2 separate regions of the Homo sapiens genome follow, and region 1 is linked to region 2. The links are chromatin loops, found by intact Hi-C in ENCODE. Cell type or tissue: CD14-positive monocyte. All regions are shown on one strand. Each heading gives the region's core, and the rest is flanking DNA. Links, peaks and the distances in the headings are about the cores only. Region 1 has its middle 49 kb from the start of MIR9902-1. Region 2 holds the start of HCAR2 (hydroxycarboxylic acid receptor 2).

The links. Peaks named below come from ENCODE experiments on the same cell type or tissue, not always from the same donor. Only the 100,000 strongest peaks of a DNase experiment are listed, where the experiment ranks them.
Region 1: it touches region 2 in a loop (7-fold over the local background); 1 of 110 quality-filtered maps calls a loop at or near these places.

The regions. Positions count from the first base shown.
Region 1 is chr12:122,645,554-122,648,471 of GRCh38, forward strand. No RefSeq gene overlaps it. Among named protein-coding and RNA genes, the nearest start is that of MIR9902-1, 49 kb to the right of the region's middle. RefSeq lists enhancers at 1,590-1,659, 1,750-1,809. In CD14-positive monocyte, for the core only: no CTCF peak of the experiment used is centred there; a DNase peak (open chromatin) is centred at 1,428; H3K4me3 peaks cover 1,223 bases; H3K27ac peaks cover 1,978 bases.
Region 2 is chr12:122,702,088-122,705,005 of GRCh38, forward strand. HCAR2 (hydroxycarboxylic acid receptor 2) reads right to left here and starts at 1,270. Exons shown (of 1, transcript NM_177551.4): 1 at 1-1,270. The coding sequence starts at 1,196. The coding sequence ends at 105. In CD14-positive monocyte, for the core only: no CTCF peak of the experiment used is centred there; a DNase peak (open chromatin) is centred at 1,304; H3K4me3 peaks cover 1,401 bases; H3K27ac peaks cover 1,145 bases.

The DNA.
Region 1 (2,918 bases), core at 190-2,689, 57 kb before region 2:
GAGGCTGGGAAGGGTAGTGGAGTTGGGGGAGGAGGGGGACGTGGGGATGGCTAATGGGTACAGAAAATAGAAAGAATGGGCGGGGCACGGTGGCTCATGCCTGTAATCCCAGCACTTCAGGAGGCCGAGGCGGGTGGATCACCTGAGGTCAGGGGTTCAAGACCAGCCTGGCTAACATGGTGAAACCCCGTTTCTACTAAAAATACAAACAATTAGCTGAGCGTGGGGGCACGTGCCTGTAATCCCAGCTACTCGGGAGACTGAGGCAGGAGAATCGCTTGAACCCAGGAGGCAGAGGTTGCAGTGAGCTGAGATCACGCCATTGCACTCCAGCTTGGGCAACAAGAGTGAAACTCCGTCTCAAAAATAATAATAATAATAATAATAAAATAGAAAGAATGAATAAGACCTGGTATTGATAGCACAACAGAGTGACTATAGTCAACATAATTTAATTGTACATTTTAAAATAACTAAAAGAGTATAACTGAATTGTTTGTAACCCAAAGGATAAATGTTTAAGGTGATGGACACCCCATTCACCCTGATGAGATTATTACGCATGGCATGCCTGTGTCAAAATATCTCATGTATCCCATAAATATATACACCTACTATGTACCTAAAAGTTAAAAATTAAAAATTAACAACAAAAGGCTGGCACGGTGGCTCACAGCTATAATCCCAGCACTTTGGGAGGCTGAGGCAGGTGGATCACTTCAGGTCAGGAGTTTGAGACCAGCCTGGCCAACATGGTGAAACCCCATCTGTACTAAAAATACAAAAATTAGCTGGGCGTGGTGGCGCGTGCCTGTAATCCCAGCTACTGGGGAGGCTGAGGCAGGAGAATTGTTTGAACCTGGGAGGCGGAGATTGCAGTGAGCCAAGATTGCACCATTGCACTCCAACCTGGGCAACAGAGCAAGACTGTCTCAAAAATAAATAAATAAACAAAAATACAAATTAACAACAAAAAAAAAGACTCTCTGGTCAGACTTTTTCACTCCCTGTCTTGTATCCGGGATACAATTCTCTGCACGTTTCATGCTGTTTCAAGTCTTTGCTCCCCTTCCCTCTTTGCCTAACTAACTCCCACTCCCTCTTTATGACATGATAGTTACTTAATATCCAAGTTCCTGGAATTGCTTGAAACTGTCTCATTTAATATGAATATACATATATGTAGGAAGCATTAGGACATTCCTTATATTCAAAGAGCTAATGTAATGAATCAGGAGGAAATGTTATTACCTCAAAACCAAATGATTGTCAACTCATGTTTTCTGATGTTATTTAGGTAGGCTTGGTAACTTGGTTATATCTTAAAAGGGTACATTACTCATAACCCACATTATATTTCATACCTCAAAAGAAGAAGTGGTAATTTACAAAACTTCATCCCTCCCCCTTCCCCGTGGTGCCATGTGCTTGGCAGTTGGTGTTTTGGTCAGATCTAAGAAAAGTTTCATCATCAAGCAGTATGAACACATGTGCCGGTGAATCTCTGTCTCCCTTTTTTTTAATGACTCATAACCGGCCACAGGGTACCACATTTAGGGTGACAGCTCTACCATTCACGAGTTTGGCATGTAAACACAAGATCCCCACGTGCAGATCTATTGATGGGTGGTCTTTTCTCAGAAAGGTACATTCTTCTGGCTCGGTCTAGATTACCGGTGGGATTTTTCTATGTTTCATTTTTACTTCTGTGCTTTCGGAAGGACAAAGGGAAGCTGACAGCGAGGGTGAAATGAAAACGTAAGTGATAAGGGTTGTAAGAAACAATGAAAAAGATGTTTTTTGTTGGCTTTTTTTTTTTTTTGGAGATGGAGTCTCACTCTGTCCCCCAGGCTGGAGTGCAATGGCGTGATCTTGGCTCACTGCAACCTCCACCTCCCGGGTTCAAGCGATTCTCCTGCCTCAGCCTCCCAAGTAGCTGGAATTACAGGCATGTGCCACCACACACGGCTAATTTTTAGTAGAGACAGGGTTTCGCCATGTTGGCCAGGCTGTTCTTTAACTCCTGACCTCAAGTGATCCACCTGCTCTTGGCCTCCCAAAGTGCTGGGATTACAGGTGTCAGCCACCATGCCTCGCCAAAACAACAGAAGTTTATTTTCTCATAGTTCTGGAGGCCAGAAGTCAGCAATCAAGCTGCCAGCAGATCCACACTCTCTCCAAAGTCTCTAGGGGAGGATCCTTCTCTGTCTTTTCCAGGCATCCCCTGGCTCATGGCCACGTCACTCCAATCACTGCTTCTGTCTTCATGTGGACTTCTTCTCTGTCTGGCCTCTTCTGTCTCTTCTAAGGACACTGTCATTGCCCACCCTAATCCTATATGATCTCATCTTGATCCTTATCTTAATTCCATCTGCAAAGACCCCATTTCCAAATAAGGTCACCTTCTGAGGTTCCCGGAAGACATGAATTTAGCAGAGGGCACTCTTCAACCTTCAACCTACTACAACCTCCTTTCTCAATTTCCACTGCTTCTGCCTTTGGGTGAAGTATAGAATCCTTTAAATAACAGTGTGCTTTCTGTGTAGTTATTGATTAGAAATAATCTGGCCAGACACAGTCGCCCACGCCTGTAATCCCAGCACTTTGGGAAGCCAAGGTGGGAAGATTATGCGAGCCCAGGAGTTTAAGACCAGCCTGGGCAATATAATGATACCCCATCTCTAATAACAATGATGATGATAATAATAATAAATAGAAGTAATAATCATAAGTTTTACTGAAGTCAACTAACATACAGAAAAATACAGAAATTATAATAGACTTTCATGAAGTCATCATGCCCGTGTGACAACACTCAGATCAGGTAACAGAACATTCCCAGTATAGATTAGGAATCATATTATTTCCATGTTTTAGTTTTTAAAAATTATAGTAAAATAGGCCGGGCACGGTGGCTC
Region 2 (2,918 bases), core at 287-2,786:
GGAAACCTTAGGCCGAGTCCAGTGACATTACTCGATGCAACAGCCCAACTGTTTCTCCAGAGATCCTGGTTCTTGGTGACAATGTCCCTTCTTGGCATGGTTATTTAAGGAGAGGTTGGGCCCAGATAAGAGGGGCTCCATGGCTCACCGGAGTTGGCCATTAACGCCTCTGGAGCGCCTCTGGTTTTGTTGGGGTCCCCTGTGAGCTCGACGCTCGTGCTGCGGTTATTATCTGGCTCACCTGTCATCTTCCTCTGGAGGCAGCGGTTGATCAAAGTGGAGAAGAAGTTGGGAAAGGATGGGCTGGAGAAGTAGTACACCACGGGGTCCAGCATGCTGTTCATGTAGGTGAAGCTGAGAGTGATAAAGAACGCCAGGTCCACCGAGCGGTACACTTCACAATTCTGCGTGCCCGAAGTGTGCAGGAGCCAGAAGATGCGGATCCGCACAACCACGCTGGGAAGGAAGCAGATGACAAAGACGATGGCCACCACCATGATGAAGGTGATGGCTCTCTTGATCTTGGCATGCCGGTCCATTTGTCTCTGCCGCAGGCTCCAGATAATTCTGGCTGAGCAGAACAGGATGATGCCCAGGGGCAGGAAGAACTCCAGGAGGAACATGGCTTCGTGCCACTGGAAGGTATGGCAGATGCTGAAGCTGCTGCACAAATTTGCACCGCCATTCTGGATCGGCATCTTCTTCTTCAGGAGGTGGACTGTCAGGCCAATAGTGATGCCCCACAGAAGGCAAGAGATGATGGCTGCTGTCCGATTGGAGATCTTGTTCAGGGCGTGGTGGGGATGGACCACCCGGAAATACCTGTCTACCGCCACCACCGTGAGGAAGATGATGCTGCCCTGGCGGTTCATAGCCAACATGAAGAGCATCAGCCGGCAAGGGATGTCCCCAAACTTCCAGTCCCAACGCCTCACATAGTTGTCCATCAGGAAGGGCAGGCAGATGATCAGTAGAAAGTCAGCCACTGCCAGGTTGAACAGGAAAATCCGGCTGGATTTCCAGGACTTGAGGTGGAAACAGAAAATCCACAGGGCAAGGCCATTGCCCAGAAGCCCGAAGATAAACTCCAGCCCCAACACCGGCGGCAACACCTTGACAATGAAGTCATCTCGGAACACACAGCAGTTCTTCTTGTCTATTTCCAGAAAGTGATCCTGCAGATGGTGCCGATTCATGAGTGCGGCTAGTGAGTCCGATGGAGCGCCTCGCCTAGTGAATGCTCCAGCAAGGAGGTGTGTGTCTGTGTGGTGAACGTGTGGTTCCACGCCTGCCTTTATGTCATGTCAGGGTGTTGAAATAGATGACTGAATGGTTACCAGGAAACTACGAAATCTCTAAAAAAAAAAAAAAAAAAAAAAGCCAGCAAGGCTCTTATGCAACCTGCTGTTTGCATAAACAAGTAATAAGAATCCCCTGGGCAGACGGGAACCCACAAAATGTCTTAAATGTAAAGGATAAGTTTAGGCAAGCCGACTGTCATTCGAAAATCAGTGAAACATGAAGGACATCCCTTTGGAAGGCTGGGTGCTTGTATGCCAACTGAGTACTCAACGTTGCAGAATTAATTCACCGTCATCTGCTTGGCTGACATAATTAACAAAACAACAACAATAGCAATAACAATTTTTGGTGCCAAACAGTGAGGTTTTCCAGAAACACTAAGAATTAGCATGAAAAATTAACAGGCATATGACATAAACAGTAGCAGACATATGATTTCTTTTGGAAATGCTGAGAAGACAGTAGTTGCCTGTTTGATGAGGACAGACTGGTTGAATTTGACCACTTTTCCTATGCTACCTTTCTGTACAAACATGGAGTGCTTTTCCATATCAGAACTCTGCCATTCATCTCCAGTTAGGAAAAAAAAAATAGCCTGCTGGAGAGTGTAATATTTCATAAGACATTTGAAAACTTGAGCCCAGTTTCAGTGGCATGTTAACATAAGTTGGGTTTTTTGTTTGTTTATATTAGATTTTGATATGCTTCTGTGCTCAAGTGATTTATTTTTAAGTATGTGATTTCTTTTTTTTGCAAACTTTGAATTAATGAGAAAAAGGATTCATGAGGCTAGTCGTAAGCTGTAGCAAATCGGGTGTACTTTGTGCTACAAATTTGTTTTTCTGTGTCGCTCTGCATGAAGAGGGGTACCTTAGGATAGAGCATGGGGTTAGTACCCCATAAGCTGTCTGTTCTAGACAGCCCAGGAAACTGGTCAGTAAGAAAGTTGGTTGCAGGTCCCTGAAACAAACAAAAAACTGGATGAGGTCTCTAACTTGTTTTATGTCCTTGGGACCTTAGGATGTGATTTTTTTTTTTTGAGACAGAGTCTCACTCTGTCACCCAGGCTGGAGAACGGTGGAACAATCTCAGCTCACTGCAACCTCCGCCTCCCAGGTTCAAGCAATTCTTCTGCCTCAGCCTCCTGAGTATCTGGGACTACAGGCGTGCGCCACCACGCCCAGCTAATTTTTTGTATTTTTAGTAAAGACGAGGTTTCACTGTGTTGGCCAGGCTGGTCTCAAACTCCTGACCTTGTGATCCGTCTGCCTCGGCCTCCCAAAGTGCTGGGATTACAGGCGTGAGCCACCGCGCCTGGCCGTGATTTTTTTTAATGAACTTTATTTTTTGGGGCAGTGTTAGATTCACAGCAAAATGGAGCAGAAAGTACGGACGGTCCTGTGCACTCTGTCTCCACACACGCAAAACCTCCCCCACTAAGTATGTGATATTTTCAAAGCCCCCATTTTTGTAAAATTAAACTTAGAGTGACAGGACCTAAGAGGACATGGAACCCCGCCTTGTAGCGGGACACCATTGCACACATTGTTTCTCTGCTTGTCAGTGCGATTGGGTGTCATCCTATAGAATGTTTTCTCCCTTTAATATTTTGGTCT